2 separate regions of the Homo sapiens genome follow, and region 2 is linked to region 1. The links are chromatin loops, found by intact Hi-C in ENCODE. Cell type or tissue: thyroid gland. All regions are shown on one strand. Links, peaks and the distances in the headings refer to the core of each region. The heading gives the core; the rest is flanking DNA.

Region 1 (5,000 bases), core at 1-5,000:
TTCTTACATATTTTCTTTTATAGTTTCTTTAGATTTTTCAGTGTTTGCAGTTCTGTACTGACTTTAATTTTAATTTAAAAGATAATTCAGGGCCTGGCACAGTGGCTCATGCCTGTAATCCCAGTTTATGCCTGTAACCCCAGCACTTTGGGAGGCTGAGGTGGGCGGATCACCTGAGGTCAGGAGTTCGAGGCCAACCTGACCAACAGAGACCAGAAACCCCGCCTCTGCTAAAAATACAAAATTAGCTGGGCATGGTGGCACATGCCTGTAATCCTAGCTACTTGGGAGGCTGAGGCACGAGAATCGCTTGAACCTGGGAGGTGGAGGTTGCAGTGAGCCGAGATCATGCCATTGCACTCCAGCCTGGGCAATAAGAGCGAAACTCTGTCTCAAGAAAAAAATTTTTTTTAAATAATAAAAGATAATTCAGCCTGAGCACAGTGGCTCACACCTGTAATCCCAACACTTTGGGAGGCCAGGGTGGGTGGATCACCTGAGGTCAGGACTTTGAGACCAGCCTGGCCAACATGGTGAAACCTTGTCTCTACTAAAAACACAAAAATTAGTCAGGCATGGTGGCAGGCGCCTATAATCCCAGCTACTTGGGAGGCTGAGGCAGGAGAATCGCTTGAATCCGGGAGGTGGAGGTTGCAGTGAGCCGAGATTGAGCCACTGCACTCCAGCCTGGGTGACAAGAGCGAGATTCCACCAGAAAAAAAAAAAAAAAAAAAAAAAAAAAAAAAAAGATAATTCATTAAAAATTTTTGGCCAGGCGCAGTGGCTCATCTCTGTAATCCCAGCACTTTGGAAGGCCAAGGCAGGTGGATCACTTGAGGTCAGGAGTTCAAGACCAACCTGGCCAACATGGTAAAGCCCCATCTCTTCTACTAAAAATACAAAAACAAAACAAAACAACAACAACAACAAATTGCCGGGCATGGTGGCGGGCACCTGTAATCCCAGTTACTCAGGAGGCTGAGGCAGGAGAATTGCTTCATCCTGGGAGGTGGAGGTTGCAGTGAGCAGGGATCACATCACTGTACTCCAGGCTGGGTGGGAGACCCTGTTGCAAAAAAAAAATTTAAATATGGAATACCTTTTATTCAGTTATTATAAAGTAGTGCTACTTGTACTTGTTGACTAGTTTGTCTGATCCTAAAGTCAGTTCTCTTGCTGGGCACAGTGGCTCACGCCTGTAATCCCAGCACTTTGGGAGGCTGAGGCAGGTGTATCATCTGAGGTCAGGAGATCAAGACCAGCCTGGCCAACATGGGGAAACCCCATCTCTACTAAAAATACAAAAATTAGCTGGGCATGGTGGCAGGCACCTGTAATCCTAGCTACTTGGGAGGCTGAGGCAGGAGAATCACTTGAACCTGGGAGGCAGAGGTTGCTGTCAGCCGAGATGGTGCCACTGCACTCCAGTCTGGGCAACAGTGAGGCGCTGTCTCAAAAAAAAAAAACAAAACAAAACAAAACAGGCCGGGTGTGGTGGCTCATGCCTGTAATCTCAACACTTTGGGAGGCCAAGGCAGGTGGATCACGAGATCAGGAGATCGAGACCATCCTGGCTAACACAGTGAAACCCGTCTCTACTAAAAACACAAAAAAATTAGCCGGGCGTGGTGGCGGGCGCCTGTAATCCCAGCTACTGGGGAGTCTGAGGCAGGAGAATGGTGTGAACCCAGGAGGTGGAGCTTGCAGTGAGCCGAGATTGTGCCACCGCACTCCAGCCTGGGCGACAGAGTGAGACTCCGTCTCAAAAAAAAAAAACAAAAAAAACTTGTCTGTTCTCTTAACCATTACGTTATGTGACAGATATTTTTACACACACACACACACACACACACACACACACACACCCAACAGATTAGAAAAGTTTAATAAGTACACTTGGATATCTAAGTTTTACCAGCTATTTATATCGGCTATTTAGTTTTCATCCTGCCAGCAGTGCTTATTTCATTTTGTCTATATTTAACATTTGGTCAGGAATATGAAAACATAATCTGTTTTAAGACTCCTAGAAAGCTATGATATTATTTCGTTAATACTATCATAGGTTTCTAGGTTACAGGTTGCTCGCTTCTGTAATCTCAGTACTTTGGGAAGCTGAGGCAGGCAGATCACTTGAGGTCAGGAGTTTGAGACCAGCCTGGCCAACATGGTGAAACCCTGTCTCTACTAAAAATACAAAAATTAGCCGTGTGTGGTGGTGTGTGTCTGTAGTTCCAGCTACTCAGGAGGCTGAGGCACAAAAATCACTTGAGCCCGGAAGGCGGAGGTTGCAGCAAGCCAAGATCGGATCACTTCACTTTAGCCTTGGTGACAGAGTGAGACTGTGTCTCAGAAAAAAAGAAAAAGAAAAAGAAAAAAAGTGTGACAATGATTGTATACATATGTCAAAACTTATAAAATTGTACACTTTATTATTTACAGTTTATTGTACATCACATACTTCAAAGTAGTAAAGAAATAGTCACAATGAAAATGATTGATATTGCACTTTAGCCCATAAAATCCTTTTTATTTGTTTTTTGAGATGGAGTCTCACTCTGTCACCCAGGCTGGAGTGCAGTGGCACAATCTCGGCTCACTGCAGCCTCCACCCTCCGAGTTCAAGTGGTTCTCTTGCCTCAGCCTCCCCGAGTAGCTGGGATTACAGGTGCCTGCCACTGTGCCTGGCTTATTTTTTGTATTTTTAGTAGAGATGGGGGTTTCACCATCTTGGCCAGGCTGGTCTTGAACTCCTGACCTCGTGATCCACCCACCTCGGCCTCCCAAAGTGCTGGGATTACAGGCTTGAGCCACCGCGCCCGGCCTATAAAATCCTTTTTAATACAAATATATGAAGTCAAGAAAAGTTGTAAAGAATAAAGTAAACAATAATAGAACCTAGACTGGCAGTAAAATATATAGCCCACATCCTACAGGAAATGTTTTTGTGAGAACTGGATCCTTGGTTAGTACTTATGCCAGCTTCTAGGTTAGTGTTATTTATGAAATACTCTACTAAATCAAGTACCCAATTTTTAGAACACCTATAGGCACCCACATCAAAGTTGTTTTCACACTGCTGACATTGGATGAGCTTGTGAGAGAATTAACGATCCTAGGATATCAAGAAGTTGCTTCCAAGAAGGGTGACCAGGTTTTTGTTGAACTCTGGTGTGTGTGTTTATGTCTATCTGTGTACCCCAGGGCAACTAAAGTACTGTCTTCAGTTTATATCATTTTAAAGCAGTAGTTCTCAACCATGGTCACACATAAGAATCACATTCAGAGCTTTAAACATGTTGATGCTCAGACCTTACCCCCAGCCAATTACATAAGAATCTGTGGGGATGGAACATAGGTATCGTTATTCTTTAAAGCTGCCCAGATGATTTCAGTATCCAGGGTTGAGAACCACTGTGTTAAAGGTAGCCAAAATAATTGGATTTGATGTGTTAATAGAACTTGGTATCATATTTTTACAACAAGAATTCAATATATGTTGGCATATTGCTTGTACTTGATGTAATTTGTAGAGTGCTTGAGATTGTTTATTCAGGAACTAGTGAAGGTGGGTTTCTTTCATTTCCCTCACTCCCTATTTAAATTTCTCTCTCCTGTTCAGTTTGTCTGTATTACTTTTCTTTGGTCTAAAAAGTAACATTTGAAAATTGGAAGCCAAAGGGCTAATATCCAGAATCTACAATGAACTCAAACAAATTTACAAGAAAAAAACAACCCCATCAAAAAGTGGGCAAAGGATATGAACAGACACTTCTCAAAAGAAGACATTTATGTAGCCAAAAGACACATGAAAAAATGCTCATCATCACTGGCCATCCAGAGAAATGCAAATCAAAACCACAATGAGATACCATCTCACACCAGTTAGAATGGCAATCATTAAAAAGTCAGGAAACAACAGGTGCTGGAGAGGATGTGGAGAAATAGGAACACTTTTACACCGTTGGTGGGACTGTAAACTAGTTCAACCATTGTGGAAGTCAGTGTGGCGATTCCTCAGGGATCTAGAACTAGAAATACCATTTGACCCAGCCATCCCATTACTGGGTATATACCCAAAGGACTATAAATCATGCTGCTATAAAGACACATGCACACGTATGTTTACTGCGGCACTATTCACAATAGCAAAGACTTGGAACCAACCCAAATGTCCAACAATGATAGACTGGATTAAGAAAATGTGGCACATACACACCACGGAATACTATGCAGCCATAAAAAATGATGAGTTCATGTCCTTTGTAGGGACATGGATGAAATTGGAAATCATCATTCTCAGTAAACTATCGCAAGGACAAAAAACCAAACACCGCATGTTCTCACTCATAGGTGGGAATTGAACAATGAGAACACATGGACACAGGAAGGGGAACATCATACTCTGGGGACTGTTGTGGGGTGGGGGGAGGGGGGGAGGGATAGCATTAGGAGATATACCTAATGCTAAATGACAAGATAATGGGTGCAGCACACCAGCATGGCACGTGTATATATATGTAACTAACCTACACATTGTGCACATGTACCCTAAAACTTAAAGTATAATAATAATTAAAAAAAAAAAGAAAATTGGAAGCCAAGTACATACATAACCTTGTTTTCTAAATCACAGTATATATTGCGATATCCTTTGAGATATGAGGAAGCCAGAGTAATAGAAGGCATTATACCTTAATGGAAATCTGCAAAGCTAGAGAAAATGAGTAGGAACTACTGACCCAATTACTTTGCTTGTAGTGAATGTTTTTTCCAACAGAAGTAAAAATTTTGCAAAAATAAAACATGATTCAATTGTAAAAACATGCAGAAAGCTTTAAGGTGAATATTTTATATCCAAAAGATGAACATCAAGTGCTTTGCTTATGAGACTGAAATCCTGTCATATTTGGCCATAAATCACTGTGAGATCTGAGCCATGAGGACTGTAGGAATCTGGCATATGTCTTTAGAAATGTTTTATATTTATTCACCTAACA
Region 2 (8,468 bases), core at 1,582-6,581, 290 kb after region 1:
TCCTGAAGAGTTCCCAAGTGATGCTGATATTGCTGGTCCTGGGACCACCCTTTGAAAACCACTGGGCAAAGCAACCATGTCAGCCAACCATTTTCACCTCTCAGCATTACATGGCTCACTGTAGGAAATTCGAAGCCCTGGATAGGTTGCTAGAGGCCTGAGCTTACCAGCCCAAGAGCTGTGGCCATCCCAGGCCCACATAGCAAAGGGCACAAATATCTTAAGGCACACTTATGTCTAGGGAGACTGTCCAGGGGCCCTGGAACCCTCCCGAGAGAGGAGGAGGTACAGCTTTGAGAGATCTTCTATTGACTTCTCAATGGAAATGGAGACCTCACAGCACCACCATTTCACCACCAGCCCAGTGAGAGCCTAGAGCTCTGGGAGCCTGAGTCTGGGCTGTGGTGCAACGTGTGGTGCAAGGCTTCCACGTTTTCATCCTGCCTCCACCTAGAGCCTCTGCTGATCCCTTCCTGTCACATTCTTGACAACCCAAATAGCTCATTTCCCTTCCATGCTCACAGCTGGAGTAGGCAGGTGAGATCCCAAATGGGCCTCGGAGGCCTTTTCCAACTGAGTGGACACAGAGACATCATATATATCCACATGTAATATAGCAAATGGCAGATCATCTTGTGGGTCAAAATCTGCAAAAATCATTGGTTTTTCTTCTAACAGCTTTATTGACATATAATTTACAATTCACCCATCTAAAGTACACAATTCAGTGTTTTTTAGTACAGTCACAAAGGTTGCCTGTTCATCTTCATAATCAATTTTAGAACATTTTCATCACTTCAAAAAGAAACCCTGTACCCTTTAGTCACCCATCCCTCAACCACCCCCCAGCTATAGGCAACAACTCACCTACTTTTTGTCTCTATCGATTTGCCTATTTTGGACATTTCATACACATGGAATCATGCTATATGTGGCCTTTTGTGATTGGCTTCAAAATTACTTTTAACAGGGACATGGGATGACCTACATGTGAGTCCAAAAGATCATTGGCAGAAAGACAAGGTGGAGACAAATGGTTTAGGTTTACTTAATCTTGGAGTTCCAGTTGTCCCAGGGTGCTAATTCCCACCTCAGGAGGCTGTGGTGGGGAGTATGAAGGACCAGCGCAGACCTGGTTCCCAGATGCTCAGGGTGGAGGAGACTTGCTAGTGAAGAGAAGAGGCCTAGTATAATATTGTAAAATATATATTTGGGCCGGGCGTGGTGGCTCATGCCTGTAATCCCAGGACTTTGGGAGGCTGAGGCAGGTGGATCACTTGAGGCCAGGAGTTTGAGACCAGCCTGGCCAACATGGTGAACCCCCCCATCTCTACTAAAAATACAAAAATTAGCCAGGCATGGTGGTGGGTGCCTGTAGTCCCAGCTACTTGGGAGGCTGAGGCAGGAGAATCGCTTGAACCCGGGAGGCGGAGGTTGCAGTGAGCTGAGATTGTGCCACTGCACTCCAGCCTGGGTGACAGAGCAAGACTCCATCTAAAAAAAATTATATATATATACACACACACACACACACACACACACACACACACACACACATATATATATATATATATATATATAGAGAGAGAGAGAGAGAGAGAGAGAGAGTCTTATTCCGGTCTCCTAGCATACTCCTAAAATCCTTGGGAACTCCAAAGTCTTTTTGTTTGCTAATGAGTTGATCCATGGCTGGCAGCCCCTACCTAACTTCAGGATGTGAGCTGGTCACCAAAAAGACCAAGGCAGGATTAGAGGGATGGAACTTTCAGCTCTCCCTGCAATTCCTTATCTTATGCATCTCTTCATTTGGAGGAGAGGGGGCTAAAGTTTGGGTTAAGCACCAAAGGCCAATGGCTTAATCATGCCTGCCTCCATAATAACCCGAAAAGTTCTGGTTCAGAGAGCTTCTGGACAGCTGAGCATGAGGAGGTTCTGGGAGGGTGGCAAATACTGAGAGGGCACGGAAGCTCCAGACTCCATACCTCAACTTATGTATCTCTTCATTTCCTTTGTAATAAGCTTTATAAAAAAAAAAACGGTAAATGTGTTTCCTTGAGTTCTGTGAGCCACTCTAGCAAATTAATTGAACCCAAGGAGGGGGGCATGGGAACCTGGATCAATAGCCAGTTGGCAAGAAGCACAGACAAAATAATGAAACCACCTTTGCAAAGATGGTGATAATGAGAGAAATCTAACATGGCTGACTCCATCTTGCTTCTGGCCTCACAGGCTGGCTGTCTTCACTCATTCCTGGGCACAGGCTGAGCTAACCATGGGAGGAAGTTAGTTTATAGTTGAATTTGGAAGCAAAGATGATAACAGTCCCTTCCTAAAACATATCCCCTCCCTGTTTGGGGACTAAAACTGCCTTTGCAAGACTAATTAGGATTGTGGGAAAGGACTGAATTCTGCTAAAATATAGGCATAGTTTCTACAATTCTTTGCTGCTCAGGAGTCATGTGGCCAGAGGTCAGAAGGTTTGCAACTTCCTCAGTTGCTCCTATAGTAGAACCTAAGATTTGTCTTTTGAGATCTTTTTCAGACTTTTGTATTCTGGAAACCAACTGACCCCACTGAGACTTATAACTCATGACTTAACTAGTCCTGCGGTCCCTGACCCAGGAGCCGACTGAGGGCACGAGAACTGTTTTCCACGCCCCTATGATTGCATCCCCAAACAATCAGCAGCACCCATTCTCTAGTTCTCTGGCCACCAAACTATCCTTGACAAACCCTAGCCTCCAAGCCCTCAGGGAGACTGATTAGAGTGATAACACCAGTTGTTTCATGTGTCTGGCCTTGCATTAATTAAACTATTTCTTTACTGCAGTACCACGGTCTTAGTGAATTGGTTTTGTCTGTGCAGTGGGTGGGACGAACCTGTCAGGTGATTAAAATAATGGGGCTTGTGATTGACATTGGAAGTTGGGGGGCAGTCTTGTGAGGATGAACCCTCAACCTGTGGGATCTGACACTATCTCCAGGTAAATCGTGATTGAACAGCTGGCATCTGCTGTGGAATTGCTTGCTTGCCTGCTTATTGGTAGAGAGAAATCCCCACACATCTGATCACCCAGGTTTTCTGGGCTGATGGTTGTGGTGTGAGAGCAGAGGAAAAACAGTGTGTTTTTCATTCATCCCTAGTGAAAAGAAGACTAGCTCTGGAGCACTCTCAGATCAAAGCGATCTCGTTATGTATCAGTGGCATGCCCTGGCTTTCGAAAAGTTGAGGTTATGTAAGAGGTATTTTCCCTGCCTCTTATCCAGGAGGTTCTGTCTGAGTGCCAAAGTCAGCAAAGCAGTCCTCTAGGCTCTTCCCACTGAAGAGGTAGAGAAACTTTCTGTCACTTTGAAACTGAAAGTTGCCTAATCTGGGGTCCTTTAAGGACTGCTGTCTCCTCTATATTCCCAGATTTCTCCTGGCTGTTGTCCAGGGCTCTCCTCATTTCTCTGAAGGCCCTGAGCTGCCTGCCACCTGCCAGAGTCCCTGCTACCTGGCGATTACATTTGTCAAGGCAGAAGGCTTCTTGCCTCCTCCGTGTGAGCCCCACCACAGCAGCAGCCCCGTAAGAAGCTAGCTGGTCTGCATCCTAGCAGGACATCAGTGGTTTTGAAAAATATAGGCATTCATAGAAAAGATAGCAGGAAAGAAAACCAGACAGGGCTGTCTGGATCCACAGACCACCCAGATCATCCTCAGACCCACCAGATTCATTCTTGCCCCAGGGTTCCAGACCCATGGCAGGTGGCACAGCCTGGGACCTGGCCTCTCCCTCTAGGTTTCATGGGCACTATTCCCACCGCCATGACTTCGGGTGAGTCCCTCGGCCTTTCTTTTTCTTTCTTTTTTTTTTTTTTTGAGATAGAGTATTGCTCTGTCGCCCAGGCTGGAGTGTAGCGGCATGATCTCGGCTCACCACAATCTCCCCCTCCCGGGTTCAGCTCCCCGTGAGAAGTTCCAGCTCCCCGTGAGAAGTTCCACCATCAGGGACCCTCTCTTGTTTTGTTCAGACTCTGCTTTTCCGCAGCTGGTGTACTGGGGGAAGCCCACAACCCAGGGACGGCAGGTTGCTGAACTGACCCTCTGCCCTAGCCAGTGTCTGAGGTGGAGGCTCTTTCAATGGTCACTTTTTCTGGCTCAAGCCCGTGACGGGAATGCCAGGAACCCACCCAGGGGGAATGAGGTCTCCCAGGATGCTTCTCTGCCCTGCCCAGACACTCAGGCCACAGAGCTGTCACCCCGGTTCCTACCCATACCATCACGTCAGTGGTCTGGGGCTTTCTTGACAATTGTGAACAGAGTTAGGGGTCTGGAGAAAGGGGAGCAGTTGTATTCCTGCCCTCTGCCGTGCTGGTCCCCCACATACCAGTGAGTCCGGGTCTGGGAGTAGAGGCACCTGGGGCACAGGATTGGGAGTGAAGCATGAGAAGGGCATGGAGGAGGGAGGGCAATGAGAGCTTCCCTTCCTTGAAGTGTGCCCGGTGAGGTGTGAATCCAGCAACCCAGGGCAGGGATTGGACGGCTGCCAGAGAACAGTAACCAGAGGAGCTGCACGATACCTGCCCTCCCTGTGGGCGTGGGAAGCAGGCTGGGGCAGGCTGAAGGTCAGGCAGGATGCCCCCACTGGTGGGTGGCTGAGGAGGGTCTTCTGGTTGGCAGCACTGTCGGCCTAGCACTGTGGGGAGGCAGCCAGGGAAACAGAAACCACAGTTCACAGCCCTGACGCAGGCCCTGGGCCCACTGGCTGGAGAGGCCTGAATTATTAACCTCGGGAGAGGCCAGCTGGCACGAAGGCCAAGGGGACTGAATTGACTCCTCCCAGCTCCGTTCAGTCACCTAGGAGGTGAAGAATTCAGCAAGCCCTGGTTCTGGTTGCCCCAGTGTGACCAGCACTGTAAACAGGGCGCCTGGCTGGTCTGGCACAGGCTGCAGCCAGGGCCGTTCGCGCCCCGCCTCCTACCAGCTCCTCCTGGATTTCTCAGGGCTGTGGCCTTTTGTTTACAGGCTCCCGCCTCACCTTCCTCTCCCAGCCCGGAGCCTCTCTGCTGAGCACATGTTTAGCATTCCCTCAGGGCGGCTTTGCTTTTCCCCTTCCCACAAAAGAAGACCCTGCAGCTGCAGACATGCTGTGGTTTCCGGAGCCTTGGCTGTCATGGGGCCAGTCACCAGGGTCCACCTGCACTCAGATGCTGTCCTGGGGGAACTGGCTGGCAAGACCCCTTCCACCCAGCTGGAGGGGTCCGGAGGAGGCCGAATCCACTCCCACATCTGCTCTGGGCTCGCTTTGGAGTTCCCCTCTGAGCAGATAGGGCTAACGTGTCCCATTTCCAATGTCTGAAAAAGAAAGGTCGAGGGGCTGGGCACAGTGGCTGATGCCTGTAATCCCAGCACTTTGGGAGACTGAGGCAGGTGAATCACCTGAGGTCAGGAGTTCAAGACCTGCCTGGCCAACATGGCAAAACCCCATCTCTACTAAAAATACAAACATCAGCCCGGTGTGGTGGTGTGCGCCTGTAATCCCAGCTACTCAGGAGGCTGAGGCAGGAGACTCTCTTGAACCCGGGAGGGGGAGGTTGTGGTGAGCCAAGATCATGCCACTACACTCCAGCTTGGGCGACAGAGCAATACTCTATCTCCAAAAAAAAAAAAAAGAAAAAAAAAAAGAAAAGAAAAAGAAAGGCTGAGGGACTCACCCGAAGTCATGGCAGTTGGAACAGTGCTCATGAAACCTAGAGGGAGAGGCCAGGTCCCAGGCTGTGCCACCTGCCATGGGTCTGGAACCCTGGGGCAAGAATGATTCTGGTGGGTCTGAGGATGATCTGGGTGGTCTGTGGATCCAGACAGCCCTGTCTGGTTTTCTTTCCTGCTATCTTTTCTATGAATGCCTATATTTTTCAAAACCACTGATGTCCTGCTGGGATGCAGACCAGCTAGCTTCCTTAGGACCACAGGACATCCCTGGGCCTCTCCCTTCTTTGATAGCTCAGTTCACTATTTCCTCCCTGGGCACAGCTGTGGGCCTCACATTCCTGTTTCCTTTCCCCTGGGAAATAGGAACAGGAAAATTGTTAGGGAAAATTGTCCAAGACTTGAAAATGGAGCAGAGATTCCTGCAGGTCCTTTGAGTCATGTCAGCCTTGGGCATTGTCTGGCAGGCCTGTTCAAGGAATTACCTGACTTTCTAGGGGTGTAGACCTTTGTCTAACTTGCTATTTACTACTCATTAGGTTATTTTACAACTTTATGACAAAGGCATAGGAAACTGATAGGGTGCAGACTTGTTTTATAGTGACACAAATAAAAGCATTTTAGTGAAAAGGCCAGGGAGGACACTCATTCTATTTTATGGGATGAAATATTGCCCCATAAAAAATTGTAAAAAAAAAAGAAAAGGGGAAAAAAGGCTAAGTCCGGGCACAGTGGCTCACGCCTGTAATCCCAGCACTTTGGGAGGCCGAGGTGGGCAGATCACCTGAGGTCAGGAGTTTGAGACCAGCCTGGCCAACATGGTGAAACCCCCACATCTCTACTAACAATACAAAAATTAGCCGGGCATGGTGGTGGGCATCTGTAATCCCAGCTACTCAGGAGGCTGAGGTGGGAGAATCGCTTGAACCTGGGAGGCAGTGGTTGCAGTGAGGGGAGATCACGCCATTGCACTCCAGCCTGGGCAACAGAGCAAGACTCCATCTTAAAAAAAAAAAAAGAAGAGAAAGAAAGTCTAAGGTTTTATATAAAGTGATTTAGCAATATTACTTTAATATTCTTTCCTTCAGTAATTGTAACTATTTTGATGTCTCCTACATTTTTTTTTAAACCAGCTCTTCCATCCTGCTGGTTCTCTCACTGATTAAATACTTTTTAGATACATGTTCATTCTATATTTGTGTGAAAGCCATGTTTTAAAATTTAATTTTGAAAAATTAACATCTGGCAAAGTTGAGGGTTTTCTTCATTTACAGTTCTATGAATTCTAGCCCATATATAGTTGCGTACCTGCTACCACAATTAGGATACAAAACAGGTCCATCATCCCCCTGAAAAACTCCCTTGGGCCATCCCTTACAACCATGTTTTTGACTTCTTGAAAATGACTCTTTCACAGGATGCAGAGGGTTGTCAGTGACTCGGGAGTTGTGGGTGTGCCCGTCTTATCAATCCCCACAGCCTTGCCTGTGGAGATGCCCTATCTGTCCCCACTCTGTCAAGCCCAGGGAAAGGCGTGGGGTCAGAGGATTTGGCTCTGTCACACCATTCACTGCCTGCCCTTCTTCCCAGCGCTTCCAAGATCTGGTTGTATTAAACACGAGAATGAAGAGAGGAAAACACCTTCGCCCACGGTGTGCTCTGGGGACATCTCCAGGTGTGGGTGGTGGCGTCAGCCACAGGACAGGTAAATAACCAAAGGGAACATGGGTACCCAAGTCAGATGTCCTCTTCGCTCCTTCCCTCAGGAGAACCTGCCTTTTCCTCACCAGGGAGCTGGCAACACCCAGGCTTCCCTGCAAGGGCGGGAGGGACATCGAGGTGCCGGATAGCCAAGGGAGCAGAGGAGGAAGGGGCTCTTCGAGTAAACTTGTTGGGAATTAAGATGTGCTGCTCTCATCGCCTGGGTGTTACTTCAGTTGGAGAAAAAAGAGGCTTCACCATTTGTCTTTGTGCAGTGTTATCCTCAGCAAAGAGGACTGGAAACGTGGTACATGGGAGGAGGGAGCCAGGGATGCGAGTGGCCAGCCACGCCCAGGGAGGGGGAGCGAGGCACAGGGATGTCTCCAGACAAAACCCCTAAATCACATGGAATCAGATACACATATTCTCTCTCTCTCTCTTTTTCACATTCTCTCTCTCTCTCTGTCACTGAGCTATTTTTCACTCAGCATTCAGAGCCTGTGGTATGTGTGGATACGAAGTAGGGCTTCAGGTCTTCATAGGTCTAAAGTCCATAATGCTGTCTCTAGTGCCCTCCCTTTAAAATGTATTTTATAGCCTTTTATTTGTCTTTACCAACGAATGGAAAAGCAATGAAGTCAGACTTTTTTGGGATTTGCTGCATCTAACCGGTGCCCTTGCCCTCTCCAGAGGCCTCCCTTTCCCTGGTGCGAGAGGCATGTGCAGGGCCTGGTAAGAAAAGGAGCCTTAGACACTGACTCCAGGGGTCCCTAGCCAGCCTCATGGGCTTTGTGACAATCCTAACACTTAATGGTGTGTTCTACTCTGACTTCCAAGTTCTCTTTTCTTAAATATGTGTCTTATCTAGGGTGACCGTGTGACTTTTAGCCTCCAAACCATGACATTCTTAAGAGTGAAAGGAGGTGGGAATAATAATTACTCTGGGACAATGTGTGTAAACTGGGACCGTGGCAGGCAAGCAGCGAAGTATAGTCACTCTTATCTTTCAGAGTAAATTGGGAACTTTTTCCATGAAGGGGCCCAGTCTGTCTATCTGTGATAAGATATACTTGGGCTT

What was found. A loop is a pair of places that touch in the nucleus more often than their neighbours do. Peaks named below come from ENCODE experiments on the same cell type or tissue, not always from the same donor. Only the 100,000 strongest peaks of a DNase experiment are listed, where the experiment ranks them.
Region 2: it touches region 1 in a loop (5-fold over the local background); 10 of 110 quality-filtered maps call a loop at or near these places.

What each region holds. Positions count from the first base shown.
Region 1 is chr2:62,001,777-62,006,776 of GRCh38, forward strand. All of the region lies in intron 2 of COMMD1 (copper metabolism domain containing 1), which reads left to right. Among named protein-coding and RNA genes, the nearest start is that of COMMD1, 99 kb to the left of the region's middle. In thyroid gland, for the core only: no CTCF peak of the experiment used is centred there; a DNase peak (open chromatin) is centred at 2,255; H3K27ac peaks cover 2,218 bases.
Region 2 is chr2:62,289,053-62,297,520 of GRCh38, forward strand. No RefSeq gene overlaps it. Among named protein-coding and RNA genes, the nearest start is that of MIR5192, 87 kb to the left of the region's middle. RefSeq lists an enhancer at 7,532-8,031. In thyroid gland, for the core only: no CTCF peak of the experiment used is centred there; DNase peaks (open chromatin) are centred at 3,299, 4,519 and 4,869; H3K4me3 peaks cover 559 bases; H3K27ac peaks cover 3,435 bases.